3 separate regions of the Mus musculus genome follow, and regions 1 and 3 are each linked to region 2. A link is a loop called in an ENCODE intact Hi-C map of the cell type or tissue named here. Cell type or tissue: heart. All regions are shown on one strand.

Region 1 (8,000 bases), 56 kb before region 2:
AATTCACAGGCCTCCAGAGCTACATTCTCATCTTGGTCTTGGGTTCTCTGCAGCATGTACTGTGAAGAGAATCCATACTGTTCATCAGCTTCATCTGGACAGTGAATAATAACGTAGTCCTGCCACCTTATACTGAAAACCATGACTTCCAACCTGTGCTGCTTTCTCTCTCTTTTAAAGCTCCCTATCTGCCTCTACAACAAGGTTAAAATGTAAGAGCTACTGCTTAACAATGAAGTTTTATTGTATGCATCATTGATCTACTTTTGTGCAGGGGTATAAAAACAAACTGCTGTATTTTCTGACATGTCAATGTTAATCAGAGAAAATAAAAAATAACTCCACATATCTTCCTTAAAATAATTTATAAATAACAAGTTGTATCTTGTAGACAGACTTTTTTTCTGTATTTTAAAGTGATATATAAGTAAATCAGTTTAATTTGGAAAGGCATCCGATTCCACCCACCTACCCCACCCCCCCCTTCTGTTTTTGTCTTCTGCAGACAGGGTCTCGGCATGAATCCCAGGTTGGCCAGAGTTCACCATGTAACCCATCTGGTTTCACACTTAAGATCCTCCTTCTGTCTCCAAAGTGCTGGAGCTACAGGTATGCACCACTACTCCTAGTTCTAACATTTCTTAAGTACAATTTGTAGTTTCAACAAGGTGTTTTATCATGACGTCTGAATATACCAAGCTGAATTCACTTCCGAAATTTCCCATTATCTCTGGGACTAGAATCAAAGTCAATTGATGTATTTTTAGTACACTCTCTCTTTTGGACTGAAACACACTGCATGGCAAGTATGGAAACAGTCACAGGCCCGCTCTACTACTTGTCAAATACTATGTGTGTACTGCTCATAAAGTGTTACATATATTATAAAATCAGGATGCCTAGGCGTGGCCTACACCAAGTGATAAAATGTTAAAGTTTCTAATTAGCTTCAAACAAGCAGCTGTGAGACTGAACGCTGGGGATGGAGCCCTCAACTGCTAACCACCGAACACCCCGGGTTCTGCAGAGTCTACCATGCTGTAACTCCATTTCTAAGAGACCCACTCTCATCACACAGCACACAAGTGAGGCTAATAATACACTGCTTAAAGCACTTGGAAAGCCATATAATAAACAAGTAGGACTCTATTCTGCACTATGAAATCAGATGGTAGAGCTTGACTCTAGTGGTACTACATGGAGCCTAAATAACTGCTTCCCTTCTCTATCTTCTAGAGTCTTCACTTAAACAAGTGCAACTGATATGTTTCCTAGTGACCTGACTTCAACTACACAAGAATGGAAAAACCTTTAACATCTACTTGGGTTGTTGAACCAAGCTAGGGTCTCTCTGTGCAGTCCCTGCAGCCCTGGACCTCGCTCTATACACCGGGCTGGCCTGCCTCTGCCTTTCTAGTGCTGGGATGCAGGATGCCCTGCTCCCCCACCACCTTGCCAATGTCCTTCTTAGAAACCTCAACCTTCTGCTAAGTCACAAAATTAGGCGAATCATATTGATAATGAAACTACAAACTGACAGATTCAATTTTTAATTTTATTTTATAACAATCCAAGAATACATCACCCAATATCCCCCAAATACCTATAACTCGGCATACTATTTTTAATGAGAATTTCCTAGTCATGATGAGCAAAACCTAGTCTCTATGTTTAAATAATTCCTCCACCGGGCAGTGGTGGCGCACGCCTTTAATTCCAGCACTTGGGAGGCAGAGGCAGGCGGATTTCTGAGTTTGAGGCCACTCTGGTCTACAGAGTGAGTTCCAGAACAGCCAGGGCTACAAAGAGAAACCCTGTGTTGAAAAACCAAAAAAAAAAAAACCAAAAAAAAAAACAAACAAAAAACAAACCAAAACAAAAAAAAAACCCCTCTAATAATAACTTAAATCTCACAAAACAAAACAAAACAAAAACAAAACTGACCAAGAGGATTTACAATTTAAAAACAGCCATATCTATTTCATGTGTCTTCCCTCAAAGGGGATGCTTTGGTTACCTCGACTATGTTGTGCATATGAGGAAGCAGGCGATCCATCCGGACTTCAAGCAACATCACAAGCGCCCGGCACACGTTCTTCCGCACCTCTGCTTCCTCGTCGCCAGCCAGTGCAAAGAGGTTCTGTTGTACACGAAACACAGGTTCCCTCCTAGTTAGACCATAATTTCTATTTTCTCCTTTTTGATTTTGTGGGAAAAAGTCTCTTTGTGCACTGTGGCTAATCTGGAACTCCTTTGTGCACATACACATCTGGGGGTTGCACAAAGTACGAGTGCCCACAGAGGCCAAGTCAGTCCTTGGAGTTGGAGTTGGTTATGCGTCATCTGATGTGGGTGCTGGGAATGAACTCAGGTTCTCTAGATGAGTGGTACTTCCTCATTAAGCCATCTCTCCAGGCCTAAAACACCACTCTTAATGACAGCCAGGCTTTGTGTGCAGGGTATAGGCATGTAAGTGATGCAGGTAAGTAAGTACATGTGTGTGAGAGGAGTGTGTGCACGTGGAGACCAGAGGTATCCCACAGCCAGTCTATTATACTGCTATACCACCACCACCACCACCACCACCACCATTTTAATTAGGTGAGCTCACTCACTAAACCTGAAGCCTCACAATTCTTCTTGACATTTGTTGGTTATCAAGCTGAAGGGATCTCTCCTCCTTTACCCCACCCCAGTGCTGGCGTTATAGGCACACAATGCCATGCTTGGCTGTTTATGTTGAGTGCTAGAAATCAATCTGAGCTAAAGTCATATTACAGACTGAGCCATCTTCCCAGCTGCTCAGCTGTATGTAATTTAAAAAAAAAATTTTTTTTTTTGGATTGCTGTATGTGCAGTCCTAGCTGTCTGAAAGCTGAGGCAGAAGTTCCTGGACAGCCTAAGCTAGATCCTGTTTCAAAGACCCACCCACAAGCTAATTAACAAACTAATGGCACTGCATCATCCTCTGGGTGTAAGTGCTCACTTCCCTATTGGAGCAGCAGAGGGAGCCGGAGAACAACCCAAGCCTAGATCGTTGCTATTCACCAAGTCAACTACCTACCTACTAGTAGAGAGGAAAGTGAACAGTCACCACTCCTGTGCTAATGCTTATAAACTCCTCTAGAAGGTTAATAAGTGGGAGCATTACACAGAATAGTATATCCAATTGTCACAGCCCAAGATACTAATATTATTCATTTCATAGATTAATAATTAGCAGGGGTTAAAAATGTGCCAGCTGGTAAAGGAATTGAAACTAGCCTGCATGGAATCTTAGGTCCACACTGATAATTTTTGACTATAACAAGTTTTTACTAAGACCAAGCCACCTTTAGGATGGGCACAGAAGCTGGTGCCCTCTGGTTGTCCTGAGAGATCAAGAGTTCAAGGCCACTCTAAGATAGACACTAAAGCGAGAGAGAGTCCGCTCAGAGTGAGCATGTACGCTGTGTCCAAAGTCTAACAACCTGAGATTTGCCCCTAGCATTCAGCTGTTGTTTTGTTTTTTCAAAAGGGGAAAACAAAACAAAACAACCTGATGTAGTGACACTCGTTTGCAATGCCAGCAACACCTACAGTGAGCTGGGCTGTAGACAGAGAAGGCGGCCAGGAAGCCCGGAGGGAGGCCTGACAGTCTGCAGTCTATAGCACAGTAGCAGAAACAGGAAATTCAGTCTCAGCAAGGCAGGAGTGAACTGACAACTGTCCCAGGACTCATGCACACACCACTTCTTACAAATCCTTAAACACGCTGGGCTGGGTGGGGCGGGGTGGACAGGTGGAGGCAGGCAGATCCGGGAAGTAAGAGGCCAGCCTGGTCCACAGAGAGAATTCAGAAAGAAGCTGTTGAGAAAATTAAAATGACTCCATCCCTTCTTAGAATTTCAGCTTTTCTGCTTGCTGCAATCAGGAAGAGGTTCTGAAAAGAAACTGCTCTGCTTATGGACTGTGGCCAGATTATTATTTTTTAAAATAGATTTATTTATTTATTTTATGCATGTGAGTGCACTGTAGCTGTGCAGATGGTTGAGATCCTTCATGTGATTGTTGGGGATTTTATTTAGGACTTCTGCTCACTCTGGTTGGCTCTGCTTGCTCCAGTCAACCCTGCTTGCTCTGGCCCAAGGATCTATTTATTATTATAAATAAGTATACTGTAGCTGTCTTCAGACACACCAGAAGAGGGCGTCAGATCTCATTACAGATGGTTGTGAGCCGCCACGTGGTTGCTGGGATTGAACTCAGAACCTCTGGAAGAGCAGGCAGTGCTCTTAACCACTGAGCATCTCTCCAGCCCCCATGGCCAGATCTTAGTCTCTTTCACTAATCTATCATATTATTCATCCCCGTAGCAGCAGCACCCCCCCCCCATCCTGCCCTCACAAATCCCTCCACCATTACCCACTCCCCTTCTCCTCAGAGAAAGGGAATCCCCTCCTTGGGTACCCGCCTGCCCCCAGGGACATCAAAGTGGCAGCATGATCTTCTCCCACTGAGGCCTGACTCAGTCCAACTAGGGGAAGGGGATCCAATGGCTGGCAACAGAGTCAGAGACAGCCACTCCACTTCCAATTGTTAGGGGACCCACATAAAGACCAACCTGAACATCTGCTACCAGTATGTAAGGGCCTAGGTCCAGCCCCTGAATGCTCTCTGGTTGGTGGTTTAGTCTGTGAGCCCCCATGAGCATGACCTTATTCTTCTGCAGTTATGCCACTAAGACATTATTTAGTATTTAAGAGCTAATAGTTTTCTTGAGTCCTCTATATTTATAATGTAAATCAATAGAAAAACAGAAAGTTATTCCTAAATGGTCTGGCCTGTATACTGAGGCCATTTAAGACTACCATGTAATGCAGTTAACAGTCAGGTCAACATTATGTAGCTGTTCTTTTAGTATGTACCTTTGGATTGTTACAGGCCAACTTCATCCAATCTTACTAAGTATTTTGTGTTTGCTTGCTTCAAAGGTTACTCATGGTCTAGGAAAATCGTGCATGTACAAACTGAATGGTATATTGAAGAAGACTTCTAAACAGTCAAACTAGGAGGCAGAACCACATATATTCACTCCATAACCCATATCTGGATCACATTTCCAATGTTCTAGCACATAAAGAATGCTTTTATTTTCAGCTAGGAAAACCTAGTAACATTGTATCCAATTTGAATCCCATCAGCACTAGTCCAAGCCTGGGGCAGTCTTACCTCAATGAAGGAATCGATGTGCAGCATGAGCGCCTGGGTCCGACTGATGATGAACTGATTGACACATGCAACAGCATGAGACCTAGAAACCAAGGCACACATCAGCATACGCTTACTGTTGTTACAACAAAAGGCGCATCTCTAGAGATACTATGGTGTCTGTAGGATCTGTACAACACCAATGACCCCGTAAGCGGGAACTGCAGTTGTGGAGCACCATAGCTCCACAGCATCTAAAAACAACAGAACAGTGCTGGCATGTAGCCAGTCACTTTGACTTTATTAATTTTGAGTAAGACCTGCGTGGTGCTATACAAATAACACTTACTCAAATAATATAGGGTTTTTTTCTGTGCAGTTTCTTTTCTGTAGAACAAAATACTTTGAAGAGAAACTATGTGCTCTCTTTAGAAACATCTGAACATTTAGTAAGTACAGAGCAAACTTAAGCACAGTTGAACCCATTTCCATTTCAATTCCCATTATGGAATGCTTGTGTGGTGTAGGCCAGATAATATTTAGTCTGTCTTTAACCCACACGTTTAGTGGATAGAACTTTTCATCGTTTCCATTACCACACTGACAAGCTGTTCTGTTCTTATCAGCAGCTCCACACCACTGCGACTTTCTTCTGCATTGAGATGTACCAGAAAATAACTTTAAAAGTAAAGTTAGCACTCCTGAAAGTCTCCACTGTCTAAGGCTCTCCTTGCAGTGCAGCAATCACTCCCCATTACCTTTTATGAGCCATATCTTAAATGAATGTGATTTGCTAAAACACTCAAAAGTTCCTGTTCAAGAGCGCCTAGAACCCAGTATGACACTGTGGTCCCTAAACCAGGGCACAGAGGAACTGCGTGTGCATGGAGTTTACACTGACAGGGGAGATTTTTAAATCAAAGTTTTCTCTTTTTTCTTTTTACTCTGTAGCCCCAGTTAGCTGACCTCAAGCTCACAGATCTACTCTCCTCTGCATCCCAAGATCTGGGATCAAAAGTATCTGCCATCATGGCTGGCAAAGCAGATTATTTTAATGAATGCATTAGTTTGGTAGTTTGAATGAGAATGGCCTCTATAGGCTGATATATCTGAGCCTAATATGCTTAGTCACCAGGAAGTGGAACTGTCTGAAAGAAGTATTAGGAGTGTGGCCCTATTGGAGTGGGAGTGGCCTTGTTGGAGAGAGTGTGTCACTAGGGGGGAAGTCTGACTCTTTCTGCCTGTGCATCAGGACTTACTGCCCTTCTGCCCCTGCTGGCATGCTTCTTGCCATGACAAGGACTAAGCCTCTGAAACTGTAAACAAGCTCCAAGTTAAACGCTTTAATGAGTTGCCTTGAGGTTGGTTTCTCTTCACCACAGCAATAGACTAAGAAAGACAGCTAGGGAGAAACATGCTATTTAAATGGAATCCTGACCTCCAGAGCAGCAGCAGTTCTCAACCTTTGGGTTGTGACCCCTCTGGAGGTCAAACAACCCTTTCATAGTGTTGTTGTTGTTGTTTTTAATCACGTGTATTTGTATGTGTTTGTGTAAGTTACTGAAGGGGTCCTTGGAGTGACGCATACAGGTGATTTTAAAAAAAAACTGGGGTGTCGTATATTTTTGTCCGTTTGAGACAGGTTTTCTCTGAGTATCCCTTACTGTCTTAGAACTAGTTCTGTAAATCAGGCTGGCTTTGAACTTGGGGGATCCACCTGACTCTGCCTCAGAGTGTTGGGATTAAATTCGTGAGCCACCACCATTCACTCAAGTTTTCACATCTTAAGAGGTGGCTGTGAGCCACAGTATGGGTCCTGAGAACTTAGCTCAGGCCCTCTGAAATAGTACACGCTGACCATCTAACACCGCGCGATGCGTTCATCTTTGCAATTTTTATTTATTCGTTTTTGGGTTGTGTGGGGTTTTGTTTTGTTTTGTTTTTTTGAGATTAGGGTTCTTTATACATCCTTGCTATCGTGGAACGCGTCACTATGTAGACCTACTCCCTGGCCTTCAACCCCGAGATCTGCCCGCCTGCCTCTTTGAATGCTGGAATTAAAGGCAGCACTGTCACGCCCAGCTTCTATATTTGAAAAGCTTTTGTTAGCTTTATTCCCCTTCTTACTTGCATCTTATTCTGGTCACATATTTCCTCATTATTGGAGAATCCTTTTATCTTTGAACTGCCTGCTGTCTCTTCCCCTTTATAATCTCCTTGATCTTCCTTTCACCTCCTTAGCATGTCTTCCCTGTGTGCCTTCCTCCTCCTTTCATCTGACCCGCTTACCATTTCCACATTTACTCTAGATTTTCAGTTGCATGGCACATGCACTACACTGCCTTTTTCTCTTTTCTGCTGATGAGTAGAATGCCCACTGACTCAGACCCTGTGCCTCTCATGCACCGTTTGCCGCAACTGCTGCTGCTGTAACGCTTTATTTGCTCCTCAAGAAGTGGAACTGGGAATTAACTGAGCCACCCAAGTAGGCTGCTCCCCAATAAGCCCCCTAAATAAAGAGGAAGAGGTTTCCAAACCAAAGAGTCGCGAACTGCAACACAGAAACAAAGAAGTGTGAAGGGCCCAGGTCACAGGCTCTCTCTCTCTCCAGGATCTTACCACCACCCACAGCTCAAGGTTTAACAGCAAAAAATGATCAATGTCCTCAAAAAGGACAGAGACAAACAGATCAATTAGGGAAGAAATCAAGGCACCAACTAAAGGAAAGCCAGAAGCACAGTGGAGAAAGTTGGCAAAATGGATGAAAACCTCAGCCATATAGCCAAAAAAGCAAAGTGAGAGGAATTCAG
Region 2 (8,000 bases):
GACCTAGATTCAGAGTCAGGCTTGCATATCTAGCCCTTGTGCAAAATGCATCTCCACCTTTTCCCATCAATCAGAGAAAAATAATTTCCATGTGTAACACAGAACTATGATGATGAGAATTCGGTATAAGAAATGATATGTAGCAGACAGATGACTACAGGTACCTCCTGACTACAATGGAAAGGAGCACTAATTCAGTCCCCCTCCTTCTCCTTTGTCGCCCAACAGTGGTGCATTAGCATTATGCTGCTTCTATTTATTTCATAAACATTACCAAATTCCCTCAAGCAAGCCTAGCATAGTAGTGAACATCTATTACCTTTGCACAGGGACGATGGCGGCAGAAGGGGACGATCTGAGGCTAACCCTGAGCAACAGAGGCTGTCTTCAAACAAACAACAGCAGCCCTAACGGTAGAGGCTTGTAAGCACAAGCTAAAGCAAGAGGATGAAGAGTGTAAGGGTTGCCTGGACTAGAGTGAGTTCAAGGTCAGCGCGCATAACTTAGTCCATCCTCAACATGTAGCCTGCATGAGGTCATGAGCTCAATCTCTAACACTACTCACACAGACAGTAACAGCAATAAAGATCAAACCACCACCAAGAGCAGAGCAGAGCGGTCCACAACATTAATCCAAGCACTCAGAAGGCAGAGGCAGACCTCGGTGAGATGGAAGCTAGTCTGGTCTTCTGAAAGTGTTCCTGTACAGCCAGGGCTACAGAGAGGGGCCCTGTCTCAAACCACCACCATGAAAAATAAACCTGCTGTCTTAGTTAGGGTTTTACTGCTGTAAACAGGCACCATGACCAAGACAAGTCTTATAAGGATAAACATTTAATTGGGGCTGGATTACAGGTTCTGAGGTTTAGTTCAGTATTATCAAGGCAGGAACGAGGCAGCATCCAGGCAGACATGGTATAGGAGGAGCTCAGAGTTCTGTATCTTCATCTGAAGGCTGCTAACAAAATACTGACTTCCAGGCAGCTAGGATGAGGGTCTTAAGCCCATGCCCACAGTGACTCACCTACTCCAATAGGCCACAACTATTCCAACAGGGACACACCCTCTAATAGTGCCACTCCCTGGGCCAAGCATATACAAACCATCACATTCCACTCCCTGGCTCCCATAGACTTATTCAAACACATGAGTCTATGGGGGCCATATCTAGCCATAGCATAAAAGTACATTTAGTCCAACTTCAAAAGTCCCCAGTCTGTAGTGGTCTCAACAATGTTAAAATTTCAAACTTCAAAGTCTCTTCTGAGATTCATCCAATCACTGAACTGTAATCCCCAAAGCAAGGCAGAAAACCAGCTGAGCCAATTCCAAACTCTGCATCTCCAAGGCTGATGTCAAAGCAGTCTTCAGATCTCCAACTCCTTTTTCATCTGTGTTGAAACTGCTTTCTCCTGGGCTGGTTCCACTCCTGTTAGCAGCTTTCATGGCTCTGGCATCTTTAGTATCTTGGGGTCTCCAAGTCAACTTCAACTTCACAGATTCTTGTTTCAATATCTGAGATCCACACATGATCTTCTGGGTTCCTCGAAAGGGCTGGCATCACTTCTCCAGCTCTGCCCTCTGTAGCACCCTAAGCTCAGGTTGATCCACTCCACTGCCATAGCTGTTCTTGGTGATCAGCCAAGAACATCCCCAATATTCTGAGGCCTTCTGCTGCAACTCGGCTTTACCAATCGCCTCTCATAGGCTCTCTTCATGGTGCCAAGTCTCAAATCCTTCAGTCCTGTGCCATTAACTGCAACCGAGGCTGCACCTTCACCAATGGCCTTCCATGGCTTCTCACAATGCCAAGCCTCAGCTGTTCTTCATGACTTCTTCATGTCTTCAAACCAGTACCACCTGAGTGACCCTTCAAGTACAGCAGCAGCAGGAGGTATAACCTTGGCTATATCCAGAACACAGCTGCTTTGTGCTCACAGAAAACACTGCCCAGAAGATTTCACCTCTGTGATACTGACTTCCAGGAAGCTAGGACAAAGCTCAAGCCCACGGTGACACACCTACTCCAATAGGCCATACCTACTCCAACAGGAGCACACCTTCTACTAGTGCCACTCCCTGGTCCGAGCATACACAAACCATCACACTTGCCTTAAGCAAAAGTAACCAGACAATATGAATTCAGAAACGTGAATGATACCCAGCATCTCAAAGAAACATCTAAAGTGCAGCTAATTGTCTCATGCACAAAGATGTTCGGTGTAGTGATTATGTAACTACAAAAAACAATTAAAAACTCTTTAAGAGAAATTCACACAAACATTACACATTCATAAAAAAACAAACAATATCACTTATTAGCTTAAGAAAATGCAAGCAGAAAATTACTTATGCAATAAAATCTCAACTGTGTAAATATACACATTTGTAGAAAATACACTGAAGGGCTTAGATAAATTACTGTACCATCCTGAAATTGGCAATTTTAAGTTTATTTCTCATAGTTATAAAAAACACTGAAAACGATGATGACGAGAACATTAGTGATTTGTGGAGCATCGACTCCATGTGGGCCTGGTTCTGAGAGCTTCCTAAGTGAACTCAGTTCTCAGAACACAACCGAGATGATGTAACCTGTTTCACGTTACACTGACAATTACAAAGGGCCTGGCTTAGATTGCCCATCCACATGCAGGACAAGCCTACCTTGTATCATAACCTAAGCCATTAGAAGGACACCGATGATTCAAACCCCTCACACTGAGAGCCACCTGTCTCCTTTCTGTACTAAATTCAAATAGTTCCACTGCCACTGACTGCCTTTTAGAAATAAGATGTGAGCTGGGTGTGGTGGCGCACACCTTTAATCTCAGCACTTGGGAGGCAGAGGCAGGTGGGTTTCTGAGTTCGAGGCCAGCCTGGTCTACGGAGTGAGTTCCAGGACAGCCAAGACTACAGAGAAACCCTGTCTCAAAAAAAAAAAAAATTTTTTTTTTGAAGACAAATCTCCATCCTCGTTTCTTGTTTCATTTGTGCATGAAGATGCTTGAAAGCGAATACTCTACTCATCACACCAACTACAGTCCTTCTAAGAACAGTGCCTAGGATAGATGTGTCAGAACCACACAAAGGCTTTGAGAACCTCCCTTCCTAACCTCTACCTGACTAACCACAGTCCACCCACTCTCACAAACCTCTGTCCAACAGTGAATACACTCCTCTAACCTGCTAGAGCCTTACTAACACTAGCCAAGCAGGACCTCATCTTGTGAGAAGTTTCCTTTTGGAAGGTGCACTGTCCTCCGTGATTCTGAAATCACCAGTTACACTCTAGTTCAGCTCTCTCAATCTCTGCACGTAAGCATTTGGGGGGGGTGGGGAGGGCCAAATCTTTGGCATCTTATACCACATTCTTTTCTTTCTTTCCTGGTTTGTTTGTTTTTGGAGACAGAGTTTCTCAGTGGAGCCCTGGCTGTCCTGGAACTCAGAGATCTGCCTGCCTCTGCCTCCAAAGGCAGTCCGCATGCTGTCACCTTCCTCTCTTTCATTTATTCTGGTTACATTTACTTCATGTGGAACTTGACTTGGCTTCCTTAGAACCTGATTTCTTTTCAAAAAAAAAAGCTTGCCAATATGGCTAACAAACACAAGAAATTCCTCTAAATATAGCACATGTTCACATTTCAACACAATTTAAGAAAACTGAATGCACACAATCACTTTAACATAAGTAAAAAAAAATAGTCATAAAACAATGACTATAACAATTATTGATACTGGAAATAGTCACAGCTAGGATCTTTTTTTTTTTTAAGATAAAATTCTATCCTGTTGCTATTATATAATGGCAAAAAGGCACAGCTAGGATCTTTTTTTTTTTTTAAGATAAAATTCTATCCTGTTGCTATTATATAATGGCAAAAAGGCTTTTAGGAATGGAGGGAGAAATACAAAAATATTTTCTATAGGTCTTTCAGTGGGAGGAATTCAGTAATTTCTGGCCAGGGCAGGATGGAAAAGCACATGGCTAATGGAAGGCCGAGGCCCTCTTCAGAAAGGGAAGACGAACCACTCACAGTGCAGTAGGTGTACACGGACTCAAGTAAAAGCTGAATTGCCAAACCACTATTCACCCACACACGGCAAGTGTCAAGGAGTTTAAAATAAATCGGCCACCTCTAAAGTAGTATTTTTCCTTTGCACTTGCAAATTTCCACATAGACCAGCCATTCTCTAGAACCAGGACGGAGGGTTACAGGACAGTAACAAGGATCACTTCTCACCAACTACAAACCATCCACTTACTTCATTAGCACACTTTCTTACCACACTTAAGTGAAAGTTTCGATAGGGAAACTCAAAACCCAGCAGGTACTTTTGGTATCCTAAAGATGAACACGTCTGAGCGTGCACATTGCAGACAGACAGGTCAGTTCCAAATACTGATTTCACCGAATATTTTGCATTTAAGGAGCGTCTTCTCTTTAGGGGGGAAAAGCATTGCTTACGTACTCATTGAAGCCATCACTGTTTTTCGAACAGGACATACTAAGCTTCTTAATACAATCTCCCCAACTAGTGGACAGCCTCTGACTTCGTTTCTACAGTTAACAGCTGATTCGCGACTGGCGTAACAAAGTGAAACTGTAAACAATCCCTGCAAACCCCACGTGATTAAAAAAAATTAAGCCCCGCGAGATCATTTCTAAGAGGAAGAAAGCCTTTCTAAAGCCAGTTTGATTGTGGTGGCGGGTCTGTTCCTCGGCGGCCCTTCCCCGTGGCGTGGGCAGACAGAGGCAGACGTGCAAAACCCACAAACCTAAGCAAAACCCGTAGTTACAAACATTAAAATTATGTTCACAGGTCGCGAGGCCAGCAGGCCCTCGGGGGAGACGGATCAGCTGGCTGCAGAAACCGGAGTGTGCGAGGCTCCGGGACAAAGACCGGCGACCTCGGGCCCTCGCACCGTGCGGCCTGACGGGCATCGCAGCGGCTCGGCCCGCCAGCCTCCCGCCACCCCCAGGACCGACCTCCCGCTCCTGGGGCGCCGCCTGCCCTGTCCGGGACCCGCAGGGCGCCCGGGACCGCAGCTGTTGGGCTTAGAACCGCGCCGTCGCCGGCGGGCTCCAAACGGCCAGGCCCCGTCCGAGAGGGCGGACAGCGGAGCGCGGTCCCCTCGGCGCGGCGGCCGGTCGGAGCTCGCTCGGGCCGCTTCCCACCCGCCTCCGCCCTGGCCACGCACCCTCACGCCAACCTACCCGGTCCCACACCATCCCAGAGGCCTCCGGCGCTCGGGCCTTTCTGCCGAAGCGGCGCTGCCTCCCGTCCGGGGCCTGAAATGGCTGCGGAACAAAGAGAATCCGGGCTCCGGCGAGCGCCGGTCCGATTGGCCGGGGGGCGGAGCCCGGCGCGGGAATCTTCGGCGGCGGTCGCCTTGGCAACGGCGACGGGGCTGGGAAAACTGCGGCCTGGGCCTGCTGGCCTGCGTCGGGAAGGCGGGCGGGCGGGCGGCGCGCCCCAGCGGTTTTCACCAAGCGGGGTCCCGGGGTCGACGCCTCGGCCCCGTGCCCGCCTCACACCCCCTCGCGCCCACTGCAGCCCCCACAAGCCAGCCTGGGGCTCAGTCGCGGCCTCCGCTGCCCAGCCCGTTGAGTGTGAACGCCCAGATGCACGGCCCTTCCGGCGGCAGGTGACGTGCGTGCCCGGAGTGCACTCGTGTCCCCCCCGGGAGACCGCCGAGCCCAGAGCCCGGCGACACCCACCAGGCCGCTCGTCCCACAGTCGAACTGTTACAGCTTTCCTGGGACAAGGCAGAAGGGTGTGGGCGGACGGCGGCCCCCTTGATAACACAGGGGCTTCTGAAATGTGCTGATGTAGCACGAAACTACCATATAAAACCAAATGAAATGATTTAGAAAATTAGGTTTACATCTCTAGGTATGTTTCTACTATAAAGCTAGTTCCCTGAGCTTGGAGATAATAAGCTCTCCTCTCTCCTTATACAGCCACCACCAGAGAGGTACTGTAACTTCAAGCTGAAAGTGTTTTAAAATGGGAGAGGTAGGCACTTTTCAAGCCAGTTGCAATAATGGTAATGAAGAGAGGTGAATTGTTCTTCCCAGTGGTAGCACACGCTTTTAATCCCAGCACTTGGGAGGCAGAGTCAGGCAGACTTCTGAGTTCAAGGCCAGCCAGGGCTATACTGAGAAACCCGGTCTTGGAAGAATCGTTCTTCCCTGCCTGGTTATTTTTACACAAACTTACCACGTATGAGTATTTTAAATATGCACAGCAAGGTGGTCCTTTTTTCTGAGTGAGTGGCCAGCGAGAATTATCTTCACATCAGTGCTTTCAACTGCCTTAGTGTTACATACTTCTTGTTTAGGCAGTGATTGCTCTCCATACACTTTACAGGTAAAATTATTGTACCTAATTCTTGAAAAATGCTAAATATTTACAACTTATTTATTAAGAAGCTTAAAAATCTTCACTTGTAATACTTTTTAGTGTTACAATTAGCTTAACTCAAAGTTTGAGACTAAAAGATGGTTTTTATCATCAGAAAGCTGAAAATTGAAAGGGAAAATATTTAAAATTACTAAAATATGGCCAGGCATGGCAGCCCACACTTTTAGTCCCATCACTCCAGAGGCAGAGGCAGACAGATTGCTGAGTTCCAGGCCAGCCTGGCCTACACAGAGAAACTTTGTCTCTATCAAATAAAATAAACATTTTTAAATGTTGATTTAATAGAAGTTAGATAGAGTAGTGTTCTTGGAAAGGAATTTTCTAAGAAGGAATATGTCCTAAGAAAAACAATTTAATGTAAACCTTCCTCCAGAGCAGTTTGGTGAGTCTGCAAAAAAATTTACTGCAAGGAAAAATGTAAACAGGTCTTATTTTATACTTAAAAGCTTTCATTGTAGAGTAGAGACTTGTAAAAATCAGATGATTGTGTGATTGTGGTAACTGAATCTTACATTGCTGGAGATTTAAAAAATAAAATAGCATTAAAATCTATAAGATTAGGGGCTGGGAAAATGGTTCAGAGGGTAACAGCCTTTGTTTTTGCAGAGGACCTGGGTTTTAGTCTCCAACCATGAGGTAGCTCATAACCGTTCATAATTCCAGTTCCAGGGGTCCAATGCCCTGCTGACCTCCACAGACACTAGGCATTCCCATGATGTGCGTGGCAGCAAAGCACTCATACACATAAATAAAACTAAAGATGAGCAACTAAGGATTGTTGTAGGACCTACACCAAGCAATGAAGAAGAATTTACCTAAATACTACTTTGGGAATAAACAAAGCTAACTGGAAGGAGGAAGGATTGAATATTAATTAGTATATATAAAAGGATTTATTCCCTTGAATTCTTTTTAAAGAAAAACATTTTTTTTTTGGTATTTTATTTTTGGTACTTTTTGGTATTAAAGGTATGTGTTACCACCACCCCACATGAATTTTTCTTTAGGCAGGGCATGGTGGCGCACACCTTTAATCCCAGCACTTGGGAGGCAGAGGCAGGCGGATTTCTGAGTTCAAGGCCAGCCTGGTCTACAAAGTGAGTTCCAGGACAGCCAGGGCTACACAGAGAAATCCTGTCTCGAAAACAACAACAAAAAATTCTTGGTTATTAGATATTATAAAGTTGAGATGGGGCTGGAGAGATGACTCAGTGGTTAAGAGCACTGATTGCTCTTCCAGAGGACCTGAGTTCAATTCCCAGCAACCACATGGTGACTCACAACCATCTGTAATGGGATCCGAAGCCCTCTTCTGGTGTGTCTGAAGAGAGTGACAGTGTACTCACATACATAAAATAAATAAATCTTTTTTTAAAAATTGGGATGAGATAATCTAAGAATCTATTCTTTCATTGGATTGAAATGAGAATGTGACTATACAGAGATTCTGGGTAGAGATGCTTTAAATAAGTGATCTTTGACTCTGATCTTAAGCTAAAACTACTCTTACTCATCTTAAGGCTTATGACCATATGTGATTTAATTTTTCTTTTCTGCTATTTTTTTCCTTA
Region 3 (8,000 bases), 130 kb after region 2:
CCCTCAGGTCTCTTGGGGATGGAGTCTTTCTGCACATCTCTCTTTTCTGACTTAGGATGTGAGAGGGGCAAGGGAGGCAGGGTGTGACACCTGGGAGGGACAGGTCCTCTGGAGGGACAGTGAATCTTTGAAAGTGGAGGCAGTAGATCTCCCCTTTGAGGCATCTCAGCAAAGGATAGAGGGGTCGGAGGCTAGACTTTAAAGAAACGTGAGAAAGACAGTACTCTAGAAGTGTCGCATGCTGCGATGGTTATTTTGAACATATCTGAATCCCTAATGACTGACCTGCTGAAACAGGAGCTGATGGAGCTGAGTGGCCTCCAGCTGTAGAAAGAGAAGCAGGAGACCCATGCCCGGCTTCGATACTCAGGTTCACAAAATCTGACAGCTTCAGCACAGAAATAGATGTTTAACGCAGGTCTTATGTGCAGCTGAGTATTTTTCTGGTATTCAGATTATGAAAGTGAGAAGAAACAGGTAAACTTGATTTTAATATATTTTATTTGATACCATATGCCCCAAATACTATAATTTTGACAATTAAAAATATTACTGCATATGCATGTGTATATATGTATAGTATATGTGTATACATATATGTGTATATAACCTATAAATGTGCTATATTTCTATACAAAATATTTGAAAGTTGAAAGGTATTTAAAAATATAACACTTCTGAATTGGGCTAACCATTCTTCAAGTGCCCACTAGCCAGTTGAACTAGAAAACATTGTCCTGACAGGCTCACATCGCTCACCATCTTGTCCCCAACATCTTCCTCCTCCCAAATGCTTGAGCATCTCTTGGATGTGAAAGAGATAGTCGTGGACCTGACGGAGCTGAGCTGCAGGCTCTTGACTCTGCCTCTGTGAGACTGGGAAGGTGAGAGAGTAGCTGGAGATCAGCCCTCCTGTCTCTCCTCGCTCTGTGTAGCCTGTGAGTCATCCCGAGGGAGGGAGGGAGGGAAGGGATGGGTCTCTATTCTGAGGCTTCTGCGTGAGCTCTCAGTTGTGTGGGGGTGGGAGGGAGGGACCCACAGCAGAGACTGCATGGGGAGGGGATGTAGAAGGATGTGTCTACAGCCACAAAAATAGATCTGAATAGATCTGTGTGTCGGTTACCAAGACTCAAAATACCATCTCGCTGGGTGTGCTGGGGTGCTCAGAGCCAGGTGTTTTTATGATTAAATTACTCAAGCAGGAGAGCAAGGACCAGGTCTGGCTGAGCTGGAGACCTCGGTTTCCTTTCCAGATGGGATCCTGACTTCCTCCTTCCACAGAGAGTTTTCTTCCACATGTCTCACATCTGCTTTCCTTCCTTGCCTTGATTTGAATACTGAACAGATTTCCCTCACGGACACACTGCCGCTGGCTTCTGAAATGGACAACTTGATTAGTGTTGAAAGGCAGCGGGCCAAGTGCTCTCTTGCTGGTATGGCTCCAGAGCCCAGTCTTATGGGGAAGAGAGCTTTCCTTAGTGGTGTGTGTGTGTATATGTGTGTGTGTAGGCAGGCTGCAATCTCCCTGACACTTAACTTTTTCTCTCACCACATGAAAATTATAATAATTCTTACTATATTGGGATATTGGGAGAAGTCAGCTTAAAAAAAAAAAGCAAGTATTGTGCTTTGCACAATGGCTGTCACGAGGTGGGGGGGGGGGGTGCCTGTCATTCACTGTCATTCAAAAGGAATGACCAGTTCTTCCCACACTGGGCTGGGCTCGGGAGTTTGGGGCCTCGGCTTAGTAGGTGGGACTTTCTCCGTTGCCATATTGATCTGCTTTAAACTGGACAGTGTAACATGGTGAATGTGGGACATGACACACAGGGAAAAGTGATCAGCCACAGCTGCTTGGGGAATGAGTGGCCAAGCTCAAGCCAAACCCAGATTTACTTTTTCTCAAACTTAAGTTAGCAGAGCCGTTTGGGTCTCAGAACCAACATCTTGAATTTCCAAAGGCATATGGAAGAAACAGAGGAAGCAGAGTGTTAAATAGGCATTCTACTCTGAGGCAAGAAGGAAACTCTGACGGGCTGGTATACAGTCACTAAAGATGCTCATAGTGAATACGCATGCAGTCTGTGCCAAGGGGAAACACCAGGCAAGAAAGCAGCATGGGATGTAACGCCGCACATCAAGGCACGCTCAACTAGATGTCATATTTGCTTATCTCTGCTGGATAATAGTTGTTTTCTGGACGTGTTCATGTATTTTTCCACGGTGAACACTTGTGCCTTTCACGGTCACAAAACCAAGTGGAGATTATGAAAGATTTCCAGTCTCTAGTTCGCCGCAGGGAGGCTGCAGCTCATTCTCATCTCCTCCGCCTTGCAGGACTCCTGGTGGCTTCGAAGCCTCTTTGTTTACATATGGATGATTGTGTGGGTGTCCAGGGAGATGGACCGGGAGAGAGAACAGAGTGAGACATGTTTTATTGAAGGCAATAAGCAGAGTCAAGGCACTCTTGCGACAGAAGCCTTCAGTGCACTCAGTGGCTGGCTGCGCTTTGTCAAAGCAGGGGGAGCTAAAGGCAAAAGGTTAGCCCTGTGCTGGAGACCACTGACTTCCCTATCCCTAGGGGGAAGAGCTCAGAAATCAGGCCATCATGATTGGCTAACTTAGATCCGGAGTCTGAGGAGGGCTATGGGAGGACTTGTGCTTCCCCTACCATCCCACAGGCCTTCCTACCATCTTGTTTCCACATTGCTTATGGTGTCTCATTCTACACACCAAAGTCTCAAGATCCAGCCCGTGGCTCTCTCCCCACAGTTACTGCCAGCCTCAGTGAAGTCCTCTTGCTTTGGAGCCTGTCGTCTCCCTTGACCTGGATCTGCTCTGTGTCACGTAGTCTTTGTTGTGTCTATCTGGCTGTACATTTGACCCTTTGCTGATTGTTCTGGTCCTTGGTGCGGTTAACCTTGTACCCCTTCCAGCCTCAGCCTCACAGGGTCCTTCAGGGTTGGAGCCCTGCTCCTCCAGTGTACGCAGTAGGGAATGCTGCAAGAAACTGGCTTTGCTCTGTGGCGTGGCTGCAGAATTCCTCCCCTTCCCTCACCCCAGCTCCCCCACTCACCTTGAACTCCAGCATTCTAGAAAGTTCCAACTCTTACTTCGGACTTAAAGCTCTTAGGACACAGCAACCCCCGAGGTGGCTTGGGATGTGAGTCTTTCAGTTCCTACCTATGACCCTTGGGCAAATTCCTTAACCCTATTTCAACCTGCCAAATCATAGCATGCTGGATACCCGGTTGAGTGAAATACTACCTGTAAAATGTCTCCAACTTGTTTACTATACAGCTAGTGCTGAGTAAATGTCAATGTAACATTATTTTATTATCACAAAAGTACCCTGGTCCATTGATGTGGTTGAAAGAAAGTCTCTGGAGTCTGACAGACATACTGGGTAAATTGCTCTTCTGACCATGATGAGCTTCAACCTCCTTATGTGCCCCAGTGCCTTCTATGATACGGGATACCACTTCTCTGACTCACTGTGAGAACCAAAGGAAATAACACGCAGAAGTATTTGCAAAATGCACGGTGCACAGTGCCACAACTGTTGTCTGTGGTGCAGTTGATGGACGACCTTTTCTAGGAAGGATGGCTTTGTGAAATTATTCATATTTCCCATTGCTTTGGAATATTCCAGAGTACCATGTGAGCTCTGGAGTAGATCAAGCTTTCATGGTTGCGTTGAAGACAAGAACCATGACATTTTAAAAGTCAGATTGGGTACTTGGCAGACCAGGTCTTTTCTCTGTCCAGGAGAATGAGGTCATTGTATCCCAAGCCAGGTGCTGTTTGTCTCCAGTGCTTGTAAGCTAGCCAGGGGCACGCACGAGAGTGAACCTGCTGGACAAGAGCTATGCGTTTGGACGTGCACACGGCATAGCAGGAGATCTTGATGACGAGTCTCATGGGTAAGTAAAGCAAACATGAGACTCTGTTCAGAAAACACAAATTTCCCAGGAATTTCTAGGCACAGGAACATCTGACTGCATAGACAGCTGGGGATGGCTGGTCACAGTCTGGGGAAGCCAGCCTCTGTTCAAACCACCCAGAGTGACGACATCATCGCTGCTCTGTGCCAATCTTTCCCACTAGCTTAGCAATCATCACACCACCAGAGGAGGAAGGAAAATTCTCCATCCAAATCAGCCTTCCTAATACTGCAACCCTTTAATGCAGTTCCTCATGTCGTGGTGACCCCCAACCATAAATTTTGTTGCTACTTCATAACTGTAGTTTTGCTACTGTTATGAACTGTAATGTAAATATATGATATGCAGGATATCTGACATGCCATGTCCAAAAGGTGGTCTCAACCTACAAGTGGAGAGGGAAACTTGCCTCATGACATTGAGAACATGTGAACACTTGCATGTGTGTACCTGCACCCCCTTTTCTGACTGACTGCAGTGAACCCTCTCTGCCAGAAAACATCATAACTAAATTCTGAATTTTTCAAAAACAAGTCACTTAAGAGCTAATGTAAGAAGTGGCTGCTTTGTACATGGAATGGAACCTTTGTATGAGACAGTAAGCAGTTTTATACACATTGGCTCATCAATCACAATGGTTATGAAATAGGCACTAGACTCCTTTTCTAAGAATTCAGGGACCACAGCTAAGCTCTGAGTTTGGTAGTTTGGGTTAGATGTTGTCGTGTTGGGTTTCTAGGGGTCTGGAGAGATGGCTCAGTGGTTAAGAGCATTTGCTGTTCTTGCAAGAGGACTTGGGTTCAGTTACTAGCACTCACATGGTGACTCATAACCAATATCAACCCAGTGACAGTGGATCTACCACTGTCTTCTGGACTCTATGGGCACCAGACACACACACAAAGCAAAAGATATGCACCAAGGCAAAAAAGAAATCATGCAAATAAATTAAAATAATAAATGTTTAAATTAAGCTCCTAAGGTCTGTTATCCTCCCACACAAACATAATGATTGGTTTATGAGATCCAGTAGGGCTACCCCTCCCCCTGCCCTGTCCTTCTTTTTCTGTTTGAGGTTTGGTTTTCCAAGACAAGGTCTTGCTATATAGTTTAGTTTGGGCTTAAATTAACAATCTTCTGTGGTGTCCACTTGAGTGCTGGGATTACAAGTGTGTACCATGACATTTGGTGGGATCTTCATTTTTCTCAAAGAACCCACCAGCTGGTTCTAATAGACAGTCTGTAGGTTGCACTTTGAAAAATATCACTACTTGATTTAGCAAATCCAGCAAATAAATACAGAATTATAAATCAATTCAAGACACTAAACATTTCAAAAGCAAAAAACTAATATACTTAACAATGTAATTTGTAATAGCTCTAATTGTTACATTTAAAAGCTGTATTTTTTTAAAAATTTGCACCTGGTTAAACCAATACCTAGCTAGATGCTTTGCTTATCTAGAAGAGACAGGCTTCTCTGCGTTAAACCTATCATAAAGAAGTTTAGCAGGGCCCATTGATCCTGACCTCAAATTCTCTATGATTCAGTTGAGATCATTAAAAGGAAGGGGGACTGAAAGCCAAACAAAAACACATACTAAACTGTTTTCTCAAGTAAAGAGTTTAAATTGGAGGTGTGCTGGTGTGTGTACATCTCTCTCTCTCTCTCTCTCTCTCTCTCTCTCTCTCTCTCTCTCTCTCTCTCTGTGTGTGTATGTGTGTGTGTGTTAACCTTATTAATTGATGTAGGAAGACCAAGCCCACTGTGGGTGGCATCATTCCCTTGGCTGGGCCTTGAATTACATGAGTAGAGAAAACTGTCTGAGTACTAAGCAGTGAATGAGCAATAGGGATGAGTGTATTTTTTCTTTGTTCTTGAGCAACTGCTTCAAGCTCTTGCCACTATGATTTTCTTCTCCCTTAGGCTGTTTTTTTGTCCGGACATCTCATCATAACAACAGAAAATAAACTAGAACAGAATGTAAGCCCATGTTGTGTATGTTTCACAAAGGCAATGTGTTCAGTAAACTGTCATATGTGTCGAGAGCTGTGGTGTCCTAATGAGTATCATACAATCAGTGTAATGTAACCAAGTCCTAACACCTTTTGCTGCTGACCCGATACTCTAGGTATTTGATAAAGATATGACTCCCAGATGCCATTCCCTCTAGGCAGAGCTTCCCTGTCTTTAGTGGGTCTAGGAATCTTCCTTTTCTTAAAGAATTATACCAGCTGGCTCTGATGTAGACAGCTTGCAAATCACCCTTCAGAAAATACCAGGTTTAGAAAATAGAGCAAAATATAAACCAAATAGGAATTCTATATATCACAAAATCAGAAGGGCTAAGAAACCAAGCAATAGAATTACATAGCAGTTCTATGAGAAGATAGATATACCTAAAAGCTGTCTAGTAACTGTTTGTTTGTTTGTTTGTTTGTTTGTTTTTAAACTCATGGCTAAGTCTTAGCTTAGTATTGGAAGGTAGTTGCTGGCCCCCATAACAGGCCTAGAAGTATACTCGGAATAGATTGCTTATTTAATAGATACTACTCAATTGCATTGAATATTATAGTATTTAATATTACGCAGTTAACCTTGGATAACTGGATGCTACAATCTGAAGATTGACTCAATGGATCTGTACAGAGGCTCAGGCATGGGCATGACTCTAAATTTAAGATAGGAAAGGAAGATGCAGTTGGAGAGAATTTGCTTGTAGTGAGAATTTTGGTTTCTTTAAGAAAAACATAAAAATATTATAAGAGTATGTTTCCATTTTAATCCAAGGTATGGTATATGGGGCTGCTTCAGATTGTCTACAGCAGCTGGTTATGATTTGCCTTGTGCTCTAGCAGGGGCATAATTTTGCCAGTGGCAGATAGTTTCTGTGATTGTGCGACAGTTGGAATTATGGGAACTCTTCAGTGGGAATATAAGTGTTAGGGCCCTGAGAGGCAGGGTGGTTTGTTGTTTATTGTTTGTTTTTTGTTTTCTGGTGGTTGCAACTTCTTAGGTAGTTGTGTGCAAAGGAATATCCTGACATCGGGTTTTCTGATGGTCTTAACTCACAGGTTGGGTAAAGACTTCCTTTAGTATGTATTCCAGCTTACAGAGAATGCTATATTAAAAATATTTTTTTAAAGAAGGTTCAGGCTGTAGATGAAATGAACATGTATTTCCAAAAACACATGAACACTTTGTATATTCTTGTCTTAGTTAAGGTTTTATTGCTGTGAAGAGACACCATGACCACAGCAATTCTTTTTGTTTGTTTGTTTGTTTGTTTTTTATTTTTATTTTCTGAGTCAGGGTTTCTTTGTGTAGCCCTGTCTGTCCTGGAACTTGGCCACACCTACTCCCCAACAAGGCCATGCCTCCTAATAGTACCACTCTCCATTGGCCAAGCATTCAAACATATGAGTCTATGGGGACCACACATATTCAAACCACCACAGCCAACAATCACTTCTGAACCTTCAGTGGAAGGGCACTGTGGGTTATTGCTTATACCTATGTTTTGAAAATGAGCTCTTAAACATTGAGACTGCAGAGATTCTTAGCAGTGTTATTGATCTGAATGTCATTTCCCATTAGCCTGGAAGTTATGAGGACACAGGCTTGGCTCCCTGGTTGTATGCTGGACTTGGCTTAGCTTCTAGAATTATATGTTATGTGCCTATGGAAAAGTATATGACCATGTTTAGACTAAAATCTTGAAGTGCTAAAAAATGTGTTGGGAAATTTGGATCAAAAGTTTTGAAATGATATTTGTTTCTGTCTTATAAACCTACCTATTTATTGACTAAGATGTTTGTTCTATCAGTAGATGAGGGATTATTTAGAAAGTTCGTTAGATGAAGGGTTCCAGGAACTAAAGATCACATGTTCAGTGATGCCCTGAGGAACATCAGAGTCAGACCTGAGATCTCAGAGCACCAAACAGTTCTTCAAACCTCTAGGTTTCCCTCCAGCTCTAAAAGGTGCTGGCTGCACAACCTGACACATGCTGATGGCCTGGAAGGGAGGGTGGGGTGGGGGAAGGGCTCTCTCCC

What was found. Hi-C counts contacts between places; a loop is a spot of excess contacts. Peaks named below come from ENCODE experiments on the same cell type or tissue, not always from the same donor. Only the 100,000 strongest peaks of a DNase experiment are listed, where the experiment ranks them.
Region 1: a loop joins it to region 2, with 2.1 times the contacts of the local background. A loop is called at or near these places in 6 of 42 quality-filtered maps.
Region 3: it touches region 2 in a loop (3.0-fold over the local background); 4 of 42 quality-filtered maps call a loop at or near these places.

Annotation. Positions count from the first base shown.
Region 1 is chr13:98,865,029-98,873,028 of GRCm38, forward strand. Tnpo1 (transportin 1) reads right to left here. Exons shown (of 24, transcript NM_178716.3): 7 at 5,212-5,293; 8 at 2,018-2,140; 9 at 1-59. Among named protein-coding and RNA genes, the nearest start is that of Gm34995, 53 kb to the left of the region's middle. In heart, CTCF peaks have their summits at 3,002 (motif pointing right) and 4,192 (motif pointing right); a DNase peak (open chromatin) is centred at 2,983.
Region 2 is chr13:98,921,032-98,929,031 of GRCm38, forward strand. It overlaps Tnpo1 (transportin 1), which reads right to left and starts at 5,353. Exons shown (of 24, transcript NM_178716.3): 1 at 5,220-5,353. The coding sequence starts at 5,234. Gm52051 reads left to right here and starts at 3,381. Exons shown (of 2, transcript XR_003950643.1): 1 at 3,381-6,375. In heart, a CTCF peak has its summit at 4,532; DNase peaks (open chromatin) are centred at 4,760, 5,370 and 5,640; H3K4me3 peaks cover 2,498 bases; H3K27ac peaks cover 2,440 bases.
Region 3 is chr13:99,054,815-99,062,814 of GRCm38, forward strand. No RefSeq gene overlaps it. Among named protein-coding and RNA genes, the nearest start is that of Gm35493, 14 kb to the right of the region's middle. In heart, no CTCF peak of the experiment used is centred here; DNase peaks (open chromatin) are centred at 1,247, 1,807, 2,327 and 3,987; H3K27me3 peaks cover 18 bases.